Regions from separate parts of the Mus musculus genome. Here region 1 is linked to region 2. The links are chromatin loops, found by intact Hi-C in ENCODE. Cell type or tissue: heart. All regions are shown on one strand. Links, peaks and the distances in the headings refer to the core of each region. The heading gives the core; the rest is flanking DNA.

Region 1 (10,664 bases), core at 1,507-9,506, 160 kb before region 2:
TGGAGTCGGGGGTGGGGTGGTTCTCTGGGTTTTTAAGTTTGTCACTAATATCAGGGAAAATCTGGGAGAAGTTGGTCATAAGGAGTTGTTTCCTATATGGGGGTCTCAGGATTTGCATTGTTAAAAGAGAGCTTTCTAACACAGTCTAGGAATTGAGATGGGTTTTCATGTTTGTCCTGGATGGCCACTTTCCTTATAAAGACTGGTAAGGAGGCAAGTAATAAATTGATCTCTAGCTAAAATGCCCTCTGGAGTATTGTAGTCCCTCCCAGGACCCCAATCAGGGACCATCTCAGTCCCAGCCAGGTGGACAGCCTACTTTGGTGGACCTCATCTTGCACGTACTTCAGCCCAGTCTGACTCACCTGTGCTCCTTGGGAGAAGGATGGTGGTGAGAATCCTGTAAACATCATGGAAAGTAAGTTTGTATGATTTGAGCCGGGTGTGGTGGTGCACACCTTTAATCCCAGTACTTGGGAGGCAGAGGCAGGCAAATTTCTGATTTTGAGACCAGCCTGGTCTACAGAGTGAGTTCCAGGACAGCCAGGGCTAGACAGAGAAACCCTGTCTTGGAAAAAAACAAACCAAACAAACAAACAAACAAAGTTTGTATGATTTGACAATATATCAGAATTCTTTAATAGAAGTGGAGAGAGAGAGAGATTAGTGATATAGGACTCCAATCTTTTTTTTCCTTTCATCTTCATAGCCCTGGCTGCCTGGAACAAGCTCTGTAGACAAGGCTGGCCTTAAACTCAGAGATTTATCTACCTCTGCCTCCAGAATGCTGGGATTATGGGTTTGGTGACTGTGCCACCGCTGCCTGGCTCCCAGTCTTTTTTCTATCAGAGAGAGTTCACTCAGTGAGAAGCCATCCACCCTGTCACTACTTGCAGAGGTGGGCTGGGTAAGGGGAGTTAGAGAGGGGGCTCCATCACAGTGTGGGAATGACTAGCAGGTCAAGGGCCACCAGTGGGCATAAAGTGAGTGCCAGCAAGATTTGACAAGCATGGCCTGTGGCTGGAGAGGGAGAAGGGAGACAGAAAAGACCAGAAAAGGAGCTGTGGGTTGAGGCCAAGTGAAAGCAGTAGAGAACTCACCTGGTTTGGGCTTCATGGGTAGGAGGAGCTGGGTAATGGGTCAGGAAGAACAGAGAGAGGGCTTGGAGCAGAGATAAGAGAAGGCTTTTGTTGGGAGCGACCCTGTTTAAATGTTAACTGCCTTGTCAGCCATAAGTGCTTAGTTACAAAGTTTTGGCCTTGGTGGAAAAGTACTAGATTAGTTAAGATTTTTGTGGGAAAAGTTGAGGCCTCTGTAGGAAAGTACTACCTCCAGTTAAGAACAAATAGCTATAGATCTTGTGGACAGGTACCTAGCAACCCATTCTGTTCTGTTTCTCCTGCTGTGTTTTACCTAGCCAATCTCCTGCTTTTGGGAACAGGTGCATTCTCCCAGAAGCAAAGCGACTCTGTGTCATCCCTCTCCCCATATCCTGCTTCATGGGCGTAAAACCTACCTGGGAAAAATAAAGTTTGACAGCTTGATCAATCAGACTTGCTGTCAGTTCTTTGTGTTCCTCGCTCCCCGTTCTCTCCACAGGTGGTTCCTCAGACCCTGTTTGACTGACCCGTGGGCCCGGACAGACATGGACATAGGGAATCTCTTTCCATTTCCCCAATCATGCATAGTAATTGTAAAGGTTCCAAATAACATTGGAGTCTAGGTTGCCATTTGTGATGGTTTGTACATGTTTGGCCCAGGAATGGCACTATTAGAGGAGGTGTGGGCTTGTTGGAGTAGATGTGGCATTGTGGGCATGGGCTTTAAGACTCTACTTTTAACTGTCTGGAATTGAGTCTTCCACTAGCAGCCTTCAGAAGATGTTGAACTCTCAGCTCTACCTGCACCATGCCTGCCTGGATGCTGCCATGCCTTGATGATAATGGATTGAACCTCTGAACCTGTCAGCCAGCTCCAATTAAATGTTGTCCTTATAAGAGTTGCCTTGGTCATGGTATCTGTTCACAGGGGTAAAACCCTAACTAAGAGGTTGATTCCAGGGACTGGGGTATTGTGATAGGCCTGACCATGCTTTTGCTGGGAAGAATGTGGATTTTGGGACTTTGGGTTTGGAAAATGGTGGAATGCTTTAAATGGGGCTTAATGGGCCATAAAGTAGGAATGTGGAAAACTTTGTTGCTCAGAGTAACTTCAACTGTGCAGATCTGGCCCAAGAGGTTTCAGAGGAGAATTTTAGTATGTGGCATAGAGGCTGTTTTTATGGTATTTTTGTGAAGAATATGGCTGCTTTTTGCCCTTGTCTGAAGAGTCTACCTGAGTTTAAGATAAAGAGATTTATATTAATTGCATTGATAAAGGAAGTCTCAAAAAAGCCTAACAGAACACGGTATGTACTTACTAGTAAGTTCAGAATATCCAAGATTCAATTCACAGACCATATCAAGCCCAAGAAGGAAAACCAAAATGTGAATGCTTCAGTGCTTCTTAGAAGGGGGAACAAAATACTCACAGGAGGAAATATGGAGGCAAAGTATGGAGCAGACACTGAAGTCTCTGGGCCATCCAGAGACTGCCCACCTGGGGATCTATCCCATATACAGTCACCAAACCTGGACGATATTGTGGATTCCAGGAAGTGCTTGCTGATGGCTGCTTCCTGAGAGGCTCTTCGAGAGCCTAACTAATACAGAGAAGGATGCTCGCAGCCAACCATTGGACTGAGCATGGGGTCCCCAATGGAGGAGTTGGAGAAGGGACTGAAGGAGCTGAGAGGGGTTGCAGCCCCATAGAGGGATCAACAGTATCAACCTGCCAGACCCCCTGGAGCTCCTGGGGACTGGACCACCAACCAAAGAATACACATGGAGGGACCCATGGCTCCGGTCGCATATGTGGCAGAAGATGGCCTTGTTGGACATCAGTGGGAGGAGATGCCCCAGTGTAGGGGGTTGCCAGGGAGGGAAGATGGGAGTGGGTGGGTGGCGGAACACCCTAATAGAGGCAGAGGGAGGGGGGATAGGACAGGGAGATTCTAAAAGGGGAGACCTGGAAAGGGAAAAACATTTGAAATGTAAATAAGGAAAATATCCAATTAAAAAAAAAAAAAAGGAAAATATCCAAGAAAAAGAAAAAAAAAAAACCTAGCAGAAACTATTCTCTGGATAAGTCTTATGAAGAGCATTTTGAAAGTGTGGCAAGTTTAGAAGAGAAAAATATAAAATGTATGATTCGAGTATTAGAAAGGGCACCAGCAAATGAAGTGGAGCTAATCCTCTGTTCAAGGATATTAGATTGAATTAAAGGAGTGGGACTTTGGGGCAAGATCTTACCTAGCAAAGTTTAGATCCAGGCATGGTGGTGCACAACTTTAATCCCAAGACATAAAGCCAAGAAGATCTCTGAATTCAAGATCAGCCTGAGAAAGAGCAAGTTCTAGGTGAAGAAAAGTTTAAATCCAACCTTGATGGACCACACCTTTAATCCTATTGCTCAGGAGAAACACATGCAAATTTCTGAGTTCAAGGTCAATCTATAGAAAAAGATCCAGGACTGCCAAGCTTAGGCAATGAAGGAGTTGGAAAACAAAGCTGGTAATAATGTAATAAAACTAGGGAGCCATGTTCCAGCTCCTGCAAGCAGCAGAACTTGGCAGCTTCAGCCATGTGACTCTGGCTTTAGTCAAAAATAGAAGGGACTACTGGAGCTAAGAAATTAGTGTTAAGAGATCAGCAGTGTTGTGGAATGAGCAGGGCTCAGAGCGAGAGCTGGAGAGATGGCTCAGCAGTTAAGAGCACTGACTGCTCTTCTGGAGGTCCTGAGTTCAAATCCCAGAAACCACATGGTGGGTCACAACCATCTGCAATCTGATTGGATGCCCTCTGCCCTTTTCTGGTGTGTCTGAAGACAGCTACAATGTACTTACATATAATAAATCTTTTAAAAGGAAAAGGAGGTCAGGCAGTGGTGGCACACGCCTTTAATCTCAGTACTTGGGAGGCAGAGGCAGGCAGATTTCTGAGTTCGAGGCCAGCCTGGTCTACAGAGTGAGAGCAAGAAATCTGCTTGCCTCTGCCTCCCAAGTGCTGGGATTAAAGGTGTGCACCACCACCACCCAGCTACACAGTATTTTTAAAATGTTTTATTTTACATGTGTGGGTGTTTTGCTTGCATGCATGTAAACCATATGCATGCAGTGTCCAAGCAGGCCAGAAGAATCAGCTCCCCTAGCATTGGAGTTACAGACAGTTGTGAGCTCCTGTGTAGATGCTGGAAATCAAACCTGAGTCCTTTGGAAGAGCAGCCAATGCTCTTAACCGCTGAGCCAGCTCTCCAATTCTTTATCCCATCACGGTCCAATCTGATGGCCCTGTTGAGACCACTCTGCCTGTCTGCCTGTTTCTCTGTCTCTCTCTCACACACACACCTACAATAAAAAAAAAAAAAAAAACCTTCCCTTTAATCATACCATGGAGTGGTTGTGTGTCAGCCTATACAGGAAGAAAGATTCGCCACTGCAGCCTCTGGCAGGAGCCTGGATGCTGGGACCCCTATCGTGGGCTTCTTACTCCCGAACTAACAGAGAATAAGTGCACATTATTGTGAGGCATGAAGTGTATGCCATTTTGTTATGGCAGGGTAAGAAGGTACTCAGGTCTCTTGCCACCAGAGGTGGGAAACTCTTCCTGTTCCTGGCTGCTATCTCACCCTTTGCAGCTCCTTTCCTCAGCTAGGGCTATTTTGAGGTTACTGCTATCCTAATAGTCAAGGCTAGAGCCTGCCAACTGTCCAAAAGCTGCATATTGGGGGTGGGGGCAGAGAGAACTACCACAATCAACAATCCTTACTCTGAAAAAGTGACCTACTGGAAGTCTCAGGTATGCTGGGATACAGAGGCAAAGAGTGTTCCCTAAGAGTAGCCAGTGCAGTGGCCAGCAGCAGCCTTGACCTCCCCAGAACACAACTGAAATGGAGAACGTTGGTGTTGGGGTGCAGCTCAGTTGGGGGACACTAGCTTTGCAGCTATTATGCACCAATTACTTGGGAACTAAAATTCTCCTTATAGGAGAAGCAGAAGGTCCAGCAATTTACCAGACTCAGAAGCCCAGAAAGTTCTGAGCTGAGGAGGCCCCGCCCAGCACTGTAAGGCAGCAGAAGTAAGCTAGGGGAAGGGACCTCCAGGGCTGCAGTTTGCAGACTGCACGGGGAGCCTATTCGTTGAGTCTCACACTCCTCCATGCATCCAAGAACCTTGCAGGTTCTCCCCACTAGATTGAATGAAATCTTTTCTTTGGTCTATGACTGGTGTTTTTTCGGGGGTGAATAGACATTTGGTCATTACCACCGCAGGAAAAGTCACCAAAACCATGCATGAAGCCCCAAGAAAGGAAAGAAGGAAAAACTGCGTGGCTGTGCATGTCTGTCACCTATGGGAAACAAGATTCAAATTCTGCAATAATTTCAAGTAGCAAAGTTGGCCATGTGGGCTACATAAGATGAAGGGAGGGAGGGGAGGAAAGGCGTCTGACTTAGGCTGGAGGCCAGCACAGTCCATCTAGGCCTTGCTAGCACCCACCCCAGGCTCAAAGAGCTCTGAGGTTTGAGGGCTGGAGTGGAAGCCTCCATCTACCTGTACAATAGTCACCCTAGGCAAAAGGGACCAAACAAGCCTTCCCTGTCCTTACTCTTCAGGGTTCCTGGGGCACACCAACTCTTGGTTTTCTAAATGAGTCTCAGACTGGGTTCAAACACCTTTCTAAGCTGGATATGGCAATATTGGCCTGCCATCCCAGCAAGAAAACCAAACCTAACCAATGAGCCCAGACAGTTGGCCATGCCTCCCGGGTCAGAGGATAACTTGTGGAGCTGGCATGTGGGTCCCAGAAGGTGCTGTATCTGCTGAACCTTCTCACCCATTAGACACTCCATAGTGATTTACTCACTCACATGCAAATGAGTGTTTTACCCATACATTCTGTTTGTTGTTGTTCGTTTTTAAGGCAGGGGTTCTCTATGTAGCCCTGGTTGTCCTGGAACTCTCTAGACCAGGCTGGCCTCGAACTTACATAGATTCTCCTGCCTCTGCCTCCCCAGTGCCAGGGTTAAAGGAGTGTGCTGCCACCACTAGCCTTGTATTTTAAAGCATGGCTCTGCTTGAGACATATGGTACACATCTCTCATCAAACAGGAAAATGTAAGGTACCTTCAGATACTTCATACATGAAAGGAAAATGCCTGGTTGTCACAGAGTGGCCCTTGCATGGCTGCTTCTACAGAGGACCCAGGTTCCATTCCCAACACCCACATGGTGGCTCACAAACATTCGTAATTCCAGTTCCAGGGGATCATGCACCCTCTTCTGGTCTCCATGGACACTGCATGCACACATACATACAGGCAAAACACTTGTGTAGATAAAAAAAAAATAATAATTTAAAAAAAAATTAGCTATTAAGACACTAAGGTAATAATGCACAAAGAAACCTCATGCACCACAGACATTTCCCTAGAGGGCTATGCTCCAGGTGCCTCTGAGCATGGACGACCATGGGTGGGTGAAGCTAGCTTACAAGTCTGTATGTTACAATCATTAAAGGATCAAAATGGGCAGGGTGTGGTGGCGCACGCCTTTAATCCCAGCACTCGGGAGGCAGAGGCAGGCGGATTTCTGAGTTCGAGGCCAGACTGGTCTACAAAGTGAGTGCCAGGACAGCCAGGGCTACACAGAGAAACCCTGTCTCGAAAATCCAAAAAAAAAAAAAAAAAAAAAAAGAAAGAAAAGAAACTTAGAGTAAAGCAAACAGAAGCTTCCCTGCTGGGGCAGGACCAAGCAATCCAGAGCCTCCCCCCTGAGAAGCTATGCACCCCACCAGAGAAGCTACCATAAACCACAGCATACACATGGCAGGACTGTAACCACGGGCACATTTTGTTCTCGAAGCCAGGAAGACAATGAAGGCTAAGGATTTGCTTATGTCTTCCATCTAGGAAATGCCCATTAGCTCAGAGCATCCATGGGATGCTGCGAAGTGGCAGGGCTGTACTGTGCCTGTCCAGTCAGATGCTACAGAATGGCTACACCCTGGATGATTGGCCCTGGACCCTGCTCCTCACATACCATGGCTTCTTCCACATGGTCTTGCTGTTGGTGCTGTCTTGGCGACTCTTGTATCCTTCGAGATGGGCCTTGCTCAGCGTGAGGCCTAGAGAACCTGAAGGCCCTTTGGAGTGAACACTGCTGCCAGCCCAGAGGCACTGCCCTTCTGAGCTGCTCAGTGACCTACAGGCAGCCATCATCTGAAAAGTCAGAGGGTCCTAGGTGATGAGTTGAACTCTTCAGTTCTCTGTTGGTGGTATACTTTCATAAGGCTATCTGGGTAAGGATAGGAGTAGATAGACTGAATGTTTGTCATGGTAACTCTTTTGTTTTTTATTTGCACACAGCATATGCTTGTGGCTGTATGTGCGACACTATAATCAGGTAGACCCAGTACAACACAGTCCTCCGCTCTGCAGCATCCCAGCATGATCACTTGTGGACAACTTGACCTGTGTGTTTGTCAGTGTTGTAAAGAAGGGATAAAAAGAGGGCTTATTTGTTCAGGCTGGGTGGTGGGAGGCAGAAGACAGCACTTCATATCTTGTAGCTCTTAAGCGTGAGAGACAATTTAACTGAAACTCCATATCCCAGTGGTAACGTTGGGATAACAGGTTTAACCTTCAGGAGCACAAAGTGGGTTGTCACTTCAGGTTACATATATCTGGTTATAGCAAGGGAAAGAGCTATTGCTTAACAGCTTCTAGAACATCTGACTTGAGAGTCTCAAATGGTTCTGAAAGGGACCCCATCCCTGAGCCACACACCCCAGCCCCTCACTGGGAAATTCTAGGCAGGAACTCCACCCCTGAGCCAGACTCTCAGTCCTTTCCTGTAAAATTATACTATGTCACTCTACATGAACTACATCTCCAGCCACGAGAAGTTTCTGAACAACATTCCAAACAGACACACATATAGAGCTGGTGATATGGTTCAGTGGCATCAAAAGGCCCTAGCCCAGAACCAAAAATAAATAAATAAATAATAATAAAAACCAAGAAGATTCATGGGTTTCAATTTTTCACACACACAGTAAGTAGTCCAAAAACACTTTATCAGAACTCAAATGAGATAATAAGTGCAAACCCTATGACAGCATTCTTTTTCAGCACAATTCCTCTTCAGAATGAATGGAACCTTTTTTTCCTGAAACTACAGTCCTAAGCTGAGAAAGGCAGAAAGCCATCCCAACTATCCAAGGCTGGGGATCAGCCAACAGAGTGGCATGTTACAATGCTAGGCAAGTGGGTAGGCTCAGGCATGCTGCGGGTGTGAAGGACACAATCAACAATGTCTGCAGCAGCTGTGCAGCCTGAACTTAGACTTGACCCAGTTCCCACATTACCAGAGTTTTCCCCATAGTTCCCGGGGAAGCCTGGGGTAAAATGCTATTATGACTAGGGTTGGTAGTACACACTTGGGATTCTAGCACTAAAGAGGCTGAGGCAGGAGAATGGAAAGTTCTCAATCAGCACAGATTCCATCAAGATGGTCTCAAAGACTAACCAACCAGCCAATAAAAAAACCTGGTATGGTAGTACTCAATTGGGATCTTGTCTCACTACTGAAAAGATAAGGAGTTCAAGGTCATCTGCCACAGTTTGGGGCTGTCTTTAAAAAAAAGCCAAAATGAGGGGCTCAGGACACAGGTCACTCTCAAAAGACCCAGCACTCACATGACAGTTCACAACTGGCTGTAACTCTAGCTGCAGATTAGAGGACTTCTGGCCTCTGCAAGCCCTGCATCCACATGTGTGCAGACATGCATGCAGGCAGAATACCATACATATAAAACAGAACAATCTTTAAAAAGAAAAGAAAGAAACCAATCCAAAAAGAGAGCCCCAAAGCAAGCCAGCTGCTACAGCTTTCAAATGCTGATTAAAGTCCCTCAGCACTGCCGGCATGGCCATCTCTAGATGGAACGCATCTCAGAGCTGATGGCGTAGTCGCCTCTGAACCTCATGCACCTCAAGCTTGAGCTCCCCTCCTTCAAAGAGAGACCCAGAAACCCAAACCTTCAGAGTACGCTGCCAACATCACAAGCAACAATAAAGGAGTGGCCCCAAAGTCACTTTATTAACAAGTGGCTTGAAAGCACAGAGAGGTGTCTGCTAACATCACCACTAGCACCTCTTCCACAGGCCTCTTCTGGAGAAGCTGAGTATGTTATGGCTAACAGCTTAGTGTCTAAAGAAGAGGCTGGTGTCCCAAGGGAGGAGGACCGGCTCCTCCAAATGTTGGAGCAATCTTTGGCTGCCCCAGGTAGACCCAGTTATGGGGTGAGGAGGAAACGTTTGGAAGTAAGACCTCACTGGCCCCAGACTGTTGGGTCCACCAGCATAGACCTGGTAGTGCAAAAGAGACTGCTAGACTGTCATAGCTGGCCCGGCAAGCAGGTGCCTGAGTCACATCAATTAAGGACAATCTGTGCAAGGCCAGGAGTGGTGGCATACACCTTTAATCCCAGCACTTGAGAGGCAGAGACAGGCGGATCTCTATGAGTTTGAGGCCCGTCTGGTGTGTGAGTTCCAGAATAGCCAGGGCTAACCAGAAAAACCCTGTCTCAAAAAAACAAAAAAACAGACAAAGACACCCAAATCAAACCAAAACAATCACCATCAATTCAACCAAGAAATAGCCCAGGTCAGGTTTCTGGAGAAGCTGGGCCAGGAGAAGATAGAATGCCAGCACAAGGTAAAGACCTAGGTCTTTCTCCTAATAAAGTCTGACTTTGTCACTGTGGCTGACGAGGGTCAGGGAGCTGGGAAATGGACATTCTCCACCCAAATGAGCTTGGGCCTTCTGGGAAGGTCCCTGGTTTTCCATTGAGAAGATTCTTGAAGTCATCAGAAACAGAAATAGAGCCTTGATGTCCAGCAGGTGATCTCTGGGTTCCACGCAGGACTCAAGAGCCGAACAGTCTGGAAAAGTCAGAAGGTGAAATGACCATGAGGACAGGAAGGGGCTGTGGTAAAAACTCTGGCACACAGCTGGGCGTGGTGATGCACATCAGCTATCCCAGCACCATTGAGGCCAAGCAGGAGGACTACACAGTTAAAACCAGCGTGGGCTACACAACAAACTACTATCTCGAACACACTGTTGGGGATTATTTTTCATGAAAGTGCTTCATGGTTCTGCACTTAAACATAACTATTGGCTAGGCAAGGTGACACAGTGAATAAAGGAGCTTGCTGCCAAACTTAATGGTCTCAGTTTGATCCACAGGATCAACAAGGTGGAAGGAGAGAACCAACTCCTGAAAATTGTTCCCTGCCTTCCACAAGCATACTTTATCACATGTGTGCACCCCTAGGTAAACATATAAAATAATACCACAAAAAACAAAAACCCTGTTGGCTGGACACTGAGGTATATGCCTGTAATCCCAAGAGGCATGCTAACACTGATGCCTGACTGCCAAGGTATGAACTCAGATCCCTACTTCACACTATAAAAGCCATTTCAGTGGTCACACTTGTGTGTCTCAGGACTCACAGGTCTGGGGCAGAGGCATCAGAAGTCTGAGGGCAGCCTGACCTAC
Region 2 (10,664 bases), core at 1,659-9,658:
CTCTAATATACCAACAAAACCAGGTCCACATGAATGCTGCTACCAGTCAGGATGATCATCATGGCGTCTGCTTGTGTGTGCCGCTGAGGTAGTCCCTGGGTGCCCACTGGGAGCTAGGAAGCCATGTGCTGTCTCCTTTCCACTCAATTTGCACTGTTCTAGTCAGTGTCTTTCTTCTAGGAGGCCTAGCCCTCTGGACCCAGAGCAAAGGCCCTTCTTCTGTAAAATGTGGCTGATTGTTCTAGCACACATGGGCTGGCCCAGCCTCCTCCCCAGGAATGAGCAGTTTCAGTTTCCCAGCCAGGTGAAGTTGGTTTCTTTTGAGTCTTATGAGTCCTCTGGTTCCACTGCCATCCAGCAGAGAGGGTCTATTTTGGCTCATGGTCTGAGGAGCAGCTCTGGACTGTGACTCACATTTGGGCAGATGAGCAGAACAAACATGCAGCTGGATTTCTCAGTCTCCTCTTTTTATTCAAGTCAGGCCCCTGGACACAGTCTTCTTAGACAAGCATCTCCTATGCAACTCATAGCGGGTCAAGCCCACAAAGACACTTAACCACCATGTTCACATTGCTTTTTCTTTCTTTTCTTTTCATTTTTTTTGTTTTGTTTTAGATAAGTTTTTTTGTTTGGGTTTATTTGTTTGCTCTGAGATAGAATCTATGTAATACTGGTTGTCTTGGAACTCATTATGTGGGTCAGACAGAGATCTCCTGCCTCTGCCTCTAGAGTGCTGGGACTAAAGACCATCACAACCAGTTAACTTGTTTTCATATAACAGTTGTCCTCCCAGCACTCAAGGCTATCCTGCACTATACAGTGAGTTTCATGATAGCCTGGGCTACAGCATGATACCCTGTCTGGAAAAAATAAAAAATATAACAAAGAAGAAATTGGCCTTTGTAGATGTTAACAAGCTATGTGCTTTGAGGAAGACTGTAGCATGTTGTACTGACCAGCAGCAAGGGCGAAGCATTCCTGTCTCCACCTTATACTCTCATATACGAACGTGACCTCATCACTTGTCATGGAACACAGGCCATGAAGGCTCATTTTCAACAATCACTCTCAGACAACAGAGAAAACTATCCTAAACAGAATAGTGACATCGCCTTTCTGGCTCATAGCATTACTAGCATTATGAATTTATGTTAAATTCTATTTTAGGTTATGGGGGTAGGGGGGTGTTATGGATGGAACTCTGTCTTCTATATGCTGGTCAGGGACTACCTGAGCCATGCACCCTGCCCCTCACTGGAGAATTCTAGGCAGGGGCTCCACCCCTAATCCAGCCCTTCACTGGAGGACTCAAGACAAGCCTCAGCCAGAGGTATTTGAATCCTTGAACCTATTGCTTTCTTTATGAACCTGACTGAACCACAGCACAAATGCTCTTAAGGATGGTGAGTTCATCTACTGCTATGGTACAGATCTGAAATGTACCCCAAAAGCCTAAGTACAAAGTCATCATATGGGTGGGATGATGCACCTGCTAATACCAGCACTTGGAAGGCTGAGGCAAGAGGATAGCTATTGTCCGAGGCAAGTCTGTGCTGCACAGTGGGATTTTTGTCTCAGAAAACAAACAAACAAACAAACAAACAAACAAACAAAAAAACAAAAAAACCAAAAGGAAAGGGAGCTATTTCTCTAGGATGCTCCCACTGGGAGGAAGTAGGCCTATGGGAGGCCAGGTCTTGTGGGAAGAAGTTGGGTTATGTGATATTGGAAGACATTGAAGGACACTTGTCTCTTTCTCTCTCTTTCTGGGCCACCATGAGATGGGCAGCTGCCTGTCATGGACCCCAAAACAAAGGGCCAGCTATGGCAGTACATACCTTTAATCCCAGCACTCTGGAGGCAGAAGCAGGTGGATCTCTGTGAATTTGAGGCCAGCCTGGTCTACGGGGTGATTAAAAAAAGCACAGAGGGGGCAACTGTCCCACTTCAAAGAAAAAAAAAGCCAATAAAACTTGGAGTCATAATGAGTCTTTCAGGCCATCAAGACAGCTCAGTGGGTAAAGGCACTTGCCACCAAGCCTGATGCCCTGAGTTTGGGCCTCAGAACCCACATGGTGGGAGGAGAGAACTGACTTCCATACACACAATAAATAAATAAATACATAAATACATAAATACATAAATACATAAATACATAAATAAATAAATAACTCTATTTTTGGATTGAATACCTTGGATATATTTTCACAGGCTCAGAAAGCTCAACCACAAATAATTGATCCATTCCCCAGGGTGTAAATAATTATACCAGATGCTGAGCCATTTCAGGGGAGCCATGCAAGACACCTACCTCAGGTATGAGACTTAAGGCGCATCCAATAACCCAACACAAGGGATTAAAGCCAATAAGCCTTTATTTATATAGTCCTTTTGTTTTGTTTTCCTGTAGATTTGTTTTTTTTGAGACTGGCTCTCTCTATGTTGCCCTGATTGGTTTGGACTGGCCTTATATAGACTAGTCTGGCCTTGAAATCACAGAGATCCACCTGCCTCTGCACTCTGAGTATTAGGATTAAAGGAACGCACCACCACACTTGTGCTGCCTTAAATAAAAAGATGTTTATTTTTATTACTTTTAAACTGTGTGTGCGTGCATGCGTGCACACACACGCGTGTGGTTTGTGCACTTGAGTGCATTGCCCAGATGCCAGAAAAGGGTAATGTCACATCGCTGAGAGCTGGAGTAACAGGCAGCTGTGAGCTGCGTGGTGTGGGTGCTGACAACGGGACTTGTGCTACATATAAGAGCAGCAAGAATTCTTTTTTAAAATTTAAAATTTATTTTGTTATGTGTATAGGATTTTGCCTGTATGTATGTCTGTGTATCACATATATACAGTGCCCATAGAGGCCAGAAGACAGCTTTAGGTCTCTGGGACTAGAGTTATAGACAGTTGTGAGCCACCATATAGGTGCTGGGGTTTGAACCCAGGTCTTCTGCAAGAAGAGCCAGTGCTCTTAACCACTGAGCCATCTCTGTTGCCCATTGTTGTTCATTGTTAAAGATGTATTATTTTTAATTGTGTGGGCGCACTTGAGTGCTGGTGCTTGTGGAGGCCAGACAAGGGTGCCTGATTCCTTGGAGCTGGAGTTACAGATGTTTGTGAGCCACCTCACACCTGTGCTGGGAACTGAACCCAGGTCCTCTGCCAGAGGAGTCTGGACTCTTATCCGCTGAGCCATGACTCCAGCCCCCTGTGTGTTTTTGTGAGAGAGGTTCTCATGTATCCCAGGTTGGCCTGTGAGTATCCAGGTTTCCTGTCTCCATGCTCAACTTCCTCAGAAATGCTTGGAAGACAGACTTCGGCATCTGTATCTTGCTTTATGTAGATATGTGGGATTTGAACTCAGATCCTAATACTTCCGTGGTGTACGATCTACCTACTGAGTCATCTCCAATCTTCCTGCTCCACATACAATCAGCCCCTCATAGTGAGCCCTTCTTTTTGGGTAGAGCAGGATTTGTGATCTCTGACTCAGCACTCAGCTGGTACCCTGGGAAGAAGCTTTCTGGGACAAGGACTTTGGGGCTAAGTTTTTTTTTTTTTTTTTTTTTTTTTTTTTTTGGCTCAGTAACAAATTGTTGCAAGATCTGTCCAATGCCACCACGTTTTTATCTTGTTGTTCCTGTAGGTCAACAATTCTGCTCTGTGTCACAGGGCTCTTTGTTCAGTATCTCACAGGATGTCAGCTCCTCCAGGCACTCAGCTCAAGGCCAGACCTCAATTCCCAGGGACTTGCTTGTCTCTGGGAGATAGCCAGTAGGCCTGGTGCTCTGTCACTGACCAGAAGACTAACCCTTTTGTCAGTATTCTGAGGCCAGGCCTACCTGGTATACTCTCCTTCCTTTTTGTTGGGGCTATAGCTTGGAGATGGTGTCTCTGTAGCCCAGGCAGGCCTCAAACTAATGATCCTCCAGTCTCACTTCCAGAGTACTGGGATGCAGGTGGGCATCACCATAGCCAGCTTCTCTGTCTCTGTCTGTCTCTGTCTGTCTCTCTGTCTCTCTTGTCTGTATGTTTAGTCTCATGTACATGGGACCATATACATACATGTGTATATTCACTTGATGGCCACAGGTTAGCCTTAGGTGTCTACCTTGACCACTTTTTACCTTACATACCTCAGGGTCTCCTGATGTCCTTGGGTTTCCATTGCTTCGATGAAACACTATGACAGGAGGCAGCATGGGTGTGTGTGTTTTGCTCCAGCTATGGAGGGTGCTGCTTAGTGGCTTGCTCCCCTTGGCTTGCTCAGCCTGATTTCTTAAACTCAGCAGGACCAGCAGCCCAGGATAGTCAGAACCCACAGTGGGCTGGAGCTTTCCACATCAACCATCAATTAAGAAAAATCCCCCACAGACTTGCCCACAGGCCAGCTAGATGGAGGCATTTTCTTGGTTGAGGTTCCCTCTTTCCAAATGACTCAAAACTAACATTGCAGTCGCTTAACCTGGCCAATGTAGTCATCTTGGCTTGCCACCTTGCTCTAGGATTCTGTCACTACTGCTTCATTGCTGGCCACCATGCCTGCCAGAAAACCACCTCTTCTGGGGTCATAAGTATGTGTATAAAGCCCCATTACTTTTGACATGCCCGGTGATTGCTGGAGTTTGGATTTGGCTGGCATGTGCTGGGAGCACATCCTCACAGCGTGGAGGGCACTGGCAGCAGGGAGGAAGCTAAGGGGTGAGAGCTGATTAGGTCCTTATGTTATCATGTGCACATAGGGATGCATGTGTGTATGGAAGCATGTGGGGGCCAGAGGTCCACATCAAGTAGTTTCCTCTTCTGATTTCCACCTTGTTTAAATTTAAAAGTTGTTTTATGAATATATGGATATTCAATTGGCATGTATCACATGTGTACCACATGTGCCTAGTGTCTACAGAGGTCAGTGAAGGTGCCAGATCTCCTGAAATTGGAGTTACAAGCAGTTGTGAGCCACTATGTAGGTGTTTGGAACGGAGGATAGGTCAGCCTGGAAGCAGAGGTCCCATGATCCAGGTTTGCACACATTTGTGAACGGAATCAAGGAATGTCACTCTGAGAGGAGTTAATGGGTAAAGAGCTTGCTCTAAGCAAGCAGGAGGATCCAGACTAGGGGCTGTGACCCCAGCACTACTGTGGAGACAGGTGGACCCATGGCCACTGTATCAAGTGAAGACAATGAGCTACAGGTTCAGTAAGAGATGCTGCCCCCAAAACACAAGGGCTGGGTGATAAAAGATTGTGCCCATCTCTGGTCTCTGTACACACACACACACACACACACACACACACACACACACAGGAGTGAGTTTACCTACACATATGTACACACACGTGCACACACACACATACACACCCAGTGCAAGAATTCAGTCCACATGGCTCTTGAATGGATGCTGCTCACCTACAGCCCATTGCTGTATCAACCTCACAGAATAGACATTCAGAAACTTGTTCCAGAAAGCACCAGAGCCTTGCAAATATCACTATTGAGGTCTTGGGTCAACACAGACATCTAAGCTTGTTTTCCCTCTCTCTCTTTTTGAGACAAGGTCAACACCTAACTGTCATTTTTTTTTTTAAAGATGCAGTCTTTTTTCTTTTTTTTTTTTTAAGTTTTATTTATTTAATGTATTTGAGTACACTACAGTGAAGGTTGTGAGCCTTCATGTGACTGCTGGGAATTGAATTTTAGGACCTCTGCTCGCTCCTGCCAACCCTGCTCGCTCCTGCCCAAAGACTTACTTATGATTATAAATAAGTAAACTGTAGCTGTCTTCAGATGCACCAGAAGAAGGCGTCAGATCTCATTACGAGTGGTTGTGAGCCACCATGTATTTGCTGGGATTTGAACTAAGGACCTTCGGAAGAGCAGTCGGTGCTCTTACCGTTGAGCGTTGAGCCATCTCTCCAGCCCCTAGAGATGCAGTCTTAACTATGTACCCCAGTTTAGGTTAGACCTCTCAGTGGTCTCCTCTCAGACTCCCCGGTACTGAGATCACAAGCGAGCCTGCACACTGAAATGTGAAGTTTATAGAATTAATGCGTTTTGAAATATTCTTCAACTTTGCTTTACTTTCTTTCCCTCCAACAAAACAAATCAAAAAACACTTTAGGCCTTCCAGGTGGCCACAGACCCCCAGGGCACATAAGTTGAGAAAGACCTCCCGCCCCGTCCAGCAAGGCCCTTATGTGGACACTCCCCTATTTGACGCCACGAGTCTCCACCCCCTAGGAGGCGGGGCCCGCGCAAGCGCGACCAGGGCTCAGGCGGAGGCGGGGCAGAAGCGGCTCTGACTTCCAACATGGCGCATGCAGGCAGCGGAGGCTCCGCGGGCCGGGGATTCGGTGGCTCCCGCTGGGGTCGTTCGGGCTCCGGAGGGCACGAGAAGCTGCCGGTGCACGTGAGTGATGTCCTTAGCCTCTTCCTGGGGACTCGGACCCCCGCGGGGATGGCGCCCCGCCGTGCGGCCCCGCCTTGGCCTCCTCTCTGCGCAGCCGGGCCCGGGGACCCCACACCCCTTCCGCGGAATCCTTCGGTCTTCGCGGCAGCCCCTCGGTTTCCCCCTAACAATTCATTTCCGCCGCTCCTCGGACTTCTCAGAGATACAGAGGTCTTTCTCGACATCTCTCAGTCATTCCTGCGATCCCTGTCATCCCCGGGACCCTTCGGTGCACCCCGAAAACCTTCGATCCTCCTAGTTGGCCCGTAGTTTCCCTTTTACGCCCCTCGGTCTTCCAAGGGATTTCGCGTCCTCCTCGAGACCCTTCGGTCGTCCCCGCCGGTCCTCGGTCCAACCCGGAACTCCTCGAGGCCCCTCGGGACTACCCGCAGGCTCTCGGGACTACCCGCAGGCTCTTGGTCCTACCCGCAGGCTCTCGGTCCTTCTAGTCGGACGTCGGCCCTCCCAGTAACACCGCAGTTATCCTCGCGGCCCTCTGCTGCCCCGTGCCACCCCTCTTCTATCCCTGGCCTTCCAGCCATCAGTCACTGCATCGCGCGACCCTGGCCCACCTCTGGCCTTCTTGTTCCCCACAGGTGGAGGACGCTCTCACCTACCTCGACCAGGTGAAGATCCGCTTTGGCAGTGACCCTGCCACCTACAACGGCTTCCTGGAGATCATGAAGGAGTTCAAAAGCCAGAGGTAATCTGCAGGGCCTTGTACACCCAGGAGCTGGGGGCTGAGCCCTCTAACCCCCAAACCAACTACACTGTGTCTCCTCAGCTGTTAATCATGCACAGGATTGGAGGGCCCTGGGAATCTCTTCTAAAACAGTCGCAAGATGAGGTGGTTCTGAGGAACTGATGGGATTCCTGGAAGGGGTGAAGGAATTGGGGAATCGAGGCCTGAACAGGGAGTGTTGGGTGTAGTCTTTATTTAAAATGTTGATTTGGGGGTGGGTAAGATGTCCCAGAGGGTAGCAGTGCCAGCCACCAAGCCTGACCACCCGAGTTTCAGCCCTAGAGAGATGAGAATTAACTCCTACAAGTTGTTGACCTGCCCTTGAGATCTGTGGTACATGCCCAAATACAGAAAATAAATGGGGTACAGATTTTGATTGTTTGGGGAAGCATTTTTTGTTAATACTGCAGGAAAATATTACTTATGATCTCTTAGCTCTTGTCCCTACGATGCTTTTCAATAGCACTTACTAATCTGGAACCAGTGTGGTATGAACAGGAACTGTTTTGTAGACACAGAGCAGTTAGGCGTATTGGGTTGTTTCTGAGTTAATGTCCGTGTCTTCTAGAATCTTCTGGGAGGTGTGGCTTGGTTTAGGTAAGGGACTCATCCTAGTGACAGGTGGGTGGAGCTAGAACCCAGGCTGTCAGTCAGACCGCTTCCCACAGATCTTGGTACTGACCTGCCTGTCTGCTCTCAGGAAGTGTAGACGGCCTGGGCTGGTTTCTTGTGGATATTCAGGGTACTGAAGCCAGAAGAAGACCCTCATGTCATTTCAACTTTACCAGTCCCCTAACTTGAAGGCTCTGGTGTTTAAACACTTCCTTTAGTAAAAAAATGAAAGTGTATCCTTACCTTTCCCTAATTCATAAAATATGAGGGAATTTCTCACATTGCTTGGAGAACTGTGTCCTGTTGAGTCTCAGCCCAGCACCTAACTCTTGAGACATCTTCAGAATTGGGCCCAGGAGCTCAAATGGCCTGGAAATATAGTTATGTAGTGTGTTATATACATCACACACACACACACACACAAAACTATCATGTATATAGTTATGTCTAGTTATAGTTCTTGCTAGACCTAGCCACAGGTGATTTTACATGGTGGGGCCCATTTGTTCAGTTGGGCATAGTGGTGCATACCTTTAATCTCAGGCAGAGGCAAGCATATGGAGGTCATCAGGGCTATACAGAGAAACCCTGTCTCTAAGGGAACAAACAAAACAACATGGTGGGGCCCATTTTCAGAGTCTTCGCCGTCAACTAAGCCTGGGCTGAGGTGATCTCGAGGGCATCTGGGGGAGTTCACTCTTAGGACTCTTGCCCACTTGTGTTTCTTTTTTCCAGCATCGACACTCCTGGTGTGATCAGGCGTGTGTCCCAGCTCTTCCATGAGCACCCTGACCTCATCGTGGGGTTTAATGCTTTCCTTCCGCTTGGATACCGTATAGACATTCCCAAGAACGGCAAGCTGAACATCCAGTCGCCGCTGAGCAGCCAGGTAGGCTTCGCTTGAGTGATGTGGACCTCGAGAGTCGCACCCACAGGGAGCACAGCTAGGCATTTGTGATGTTGCTGGAAGCCTTTGTACAACCTATTCTTTTTCTAGGTTCTCTAGTGCATGACCAGACAAACACAGAGACAGCCTTTTCGTCCCATCAAGTATAGTGGCTGGGGTGTGGTTCAGTGTGGAATAGTACACTTAGCACGGGCAAAGTCCTGGGTTTAGTCCCCAGCAGGTGGGGGTGGGCGTTTGGGAGGAGATTTCAGGATCATTGAATCACTAGTCACTGAGGTCTGGCCTCCAGGCTTTCCCAATAAGTCTACCAGGCCAAGTACGTATGCACTGCCATCTTATGGCTTCCATTGATCTCAGGCCACCAGTAAAGTCGAGATAGTTGAGCTATGTGCATGGGAATAAGTGTTTCTTTCACTGTGTCATAGGATTGTCAAATGCTCTTTTCTCAGCTCAGGTTGGGCTCTGCAGCCTGCTGTCTGTAGTTCTCCACGTTGCTACTCTCACCTTAGCTTAGACAGTCTGAACCTCATCCTCATTCCTTAGTCTTCCCAATGCTAGGATCACATGAGAGCTGCCACCACAGGCTTTCAGTGAGGTTGGAGAGGGACTCTGGAAGGGTAGTGTGGCCTCACAGGCCCTCCAAGTGGCTCCTGAATAAGTTCTGCCTGCTGTGCCCATCTGCATGCCTCATGAAGCCCAGCGCTGCCCAGTTTTCAGAGGGGACTCCTGGAAGCACATGCCACTGAGTTTTCACAGTCTTCCATTTTCCACCTGTACCTGGAACTCAGGAACTGTGACCACCAGGGCCTTAACAGAAGGAGCTTCTGGATTCTGTGTGATACAAGGCAGTGTGAGCTGTGTCAAGAGCAAAGAGCAGTTCCTGGGGCATGCATGATATAAGAACTCAGGATGCCACTCACTAGAAAGCTAAGTTGTGGGTAGTGGTAGCTGGTAGGAAGTGGAGTCTGAGTCATGGGGGCGGGCTGTTCCCTTCATAGGTGACTTAGATGACCAAGGGGCCCCTGTGCTTACAGAAAGGATGACCAAGATGGTCTTAGATCCATGAACAGGGCACCTGTGCCTGTCCTGAGTCACATTCCTTCAGGGTACTCTGGAGCCCCTTAATCTTGGTGACAGAGAATGAACTGCTCACCCGGGATTCTGACTCAGGTGTTTATTGCTTTCTAAGTCGGGATTCCAAACTTTACCACATGTCAGCATCCTGCTGATTTCCAGTCTTTCAGTCATTTTTCTATTTTGCTGTTTTCCTTATTTGAGACATGGTCTCTGTAGCCCAGCCTGGCTCTGGAACTAGACATTCTCCTGCTTTAGGTTCCAGAGCACTGGGGTGATAGGCACCTACTTTCTTAGCATCCTAGCTTCAGTTTTTGAAATGCAGTGCCCTTCCTCCCTTCCTCTCTCTCTTCCTCCCTCCCTCCCTTCCTCCCTTGACAGCCACATTTGAACACTGTTCCCTTATGTGCTGACAAAGGTGTTGAGGGAGTCTCCAGCTGTTGGGATGCCTGTAGCAGGGTTTCTGAGCCTTTCATTCATTCTTTCTTGAGAGGAATTCTGTCCTCTACCATGACACCTGTGCCCTTGCTGTAGCAGCTGAAAGCCAGGTAACAAGCACCAGGGCCCCAGTTGACAACACAGAGGGTCAAGCTGAGCTGGGTGCTTTGATTCAAGGTGTCATTTCAGCACTCAGGAGATGGTATGAGTTCAGAGCCAAGCGTGGCCTACAGAGTAAGACCCTATCTTACCTGCCTCCTGTGAAGGGAGGGGCCAGATAACCATGCCCAGCCACAAGCGGGAGGCTTGGAGCACATTCACCTGCTGTTGTTTCTCCCTCAGCAAGCATCCTGGGAGCTGTTTCCTCAGAATCCCCACTGGCACTCAGAGGTGGGAGAAATGTGACTTCCTTGTGTTGCTGCTGCTCTTCTGACCAA

The links. A loop is a pair of places that touch in the nucleus more often than their neighbours do. Peaks named below come from ENCODE experiments on the same cell type or tissue, not always from the same donor. Only the 100,000 strongest peaks of a DNase experiment are listed, where the experiment ranks them.
Region 1: a loop joins it to region 2, with 3 times the contacts of the local background. A loop is called at or near these places in 5 of 42 quality-filtered maps.

Annotation. Positions count from the first base shown.
Region 1 is chr8:72,557,768-72,568,431 of GRCm38, forward strand. Smim7 (small integral membrane protein 7) reads right to left here. Exons shown (of 5, transcript NM_172396.3): 5 at 7,431-10,041. The coding sequence ends at 10,026. Among named protein-coding and RNA genes, the nearest start is that of Smim7, 7.9 kb to the right of the region's middle. In heart, for the core only: a CTCF peak has its summit at 6,384 (motif pointing left); no DNase peak of the experiment used is centred there.
Region 2 is chr8:72,716,994-72,727,657 of GRCm38, forward strand. Sin3b (transcriptional regulator, SIN3B (yeast)) reads left to right here and starts at 6,277. Exons shown (of 19, transcript NM_009188.4): 1 at 6,277-6,415; 2 at 7,051-7,157; 3 at 8,544-8,697. The coding sequence starts at 6,317. In heart, for the core only: no CTCF peak of the experiment used is centred there; a DNase peak (open chromatin) is centred at 6,248; H3K4me3 peaks cover 1,710 bases; H3K27ac peaks cover 1,149 bases.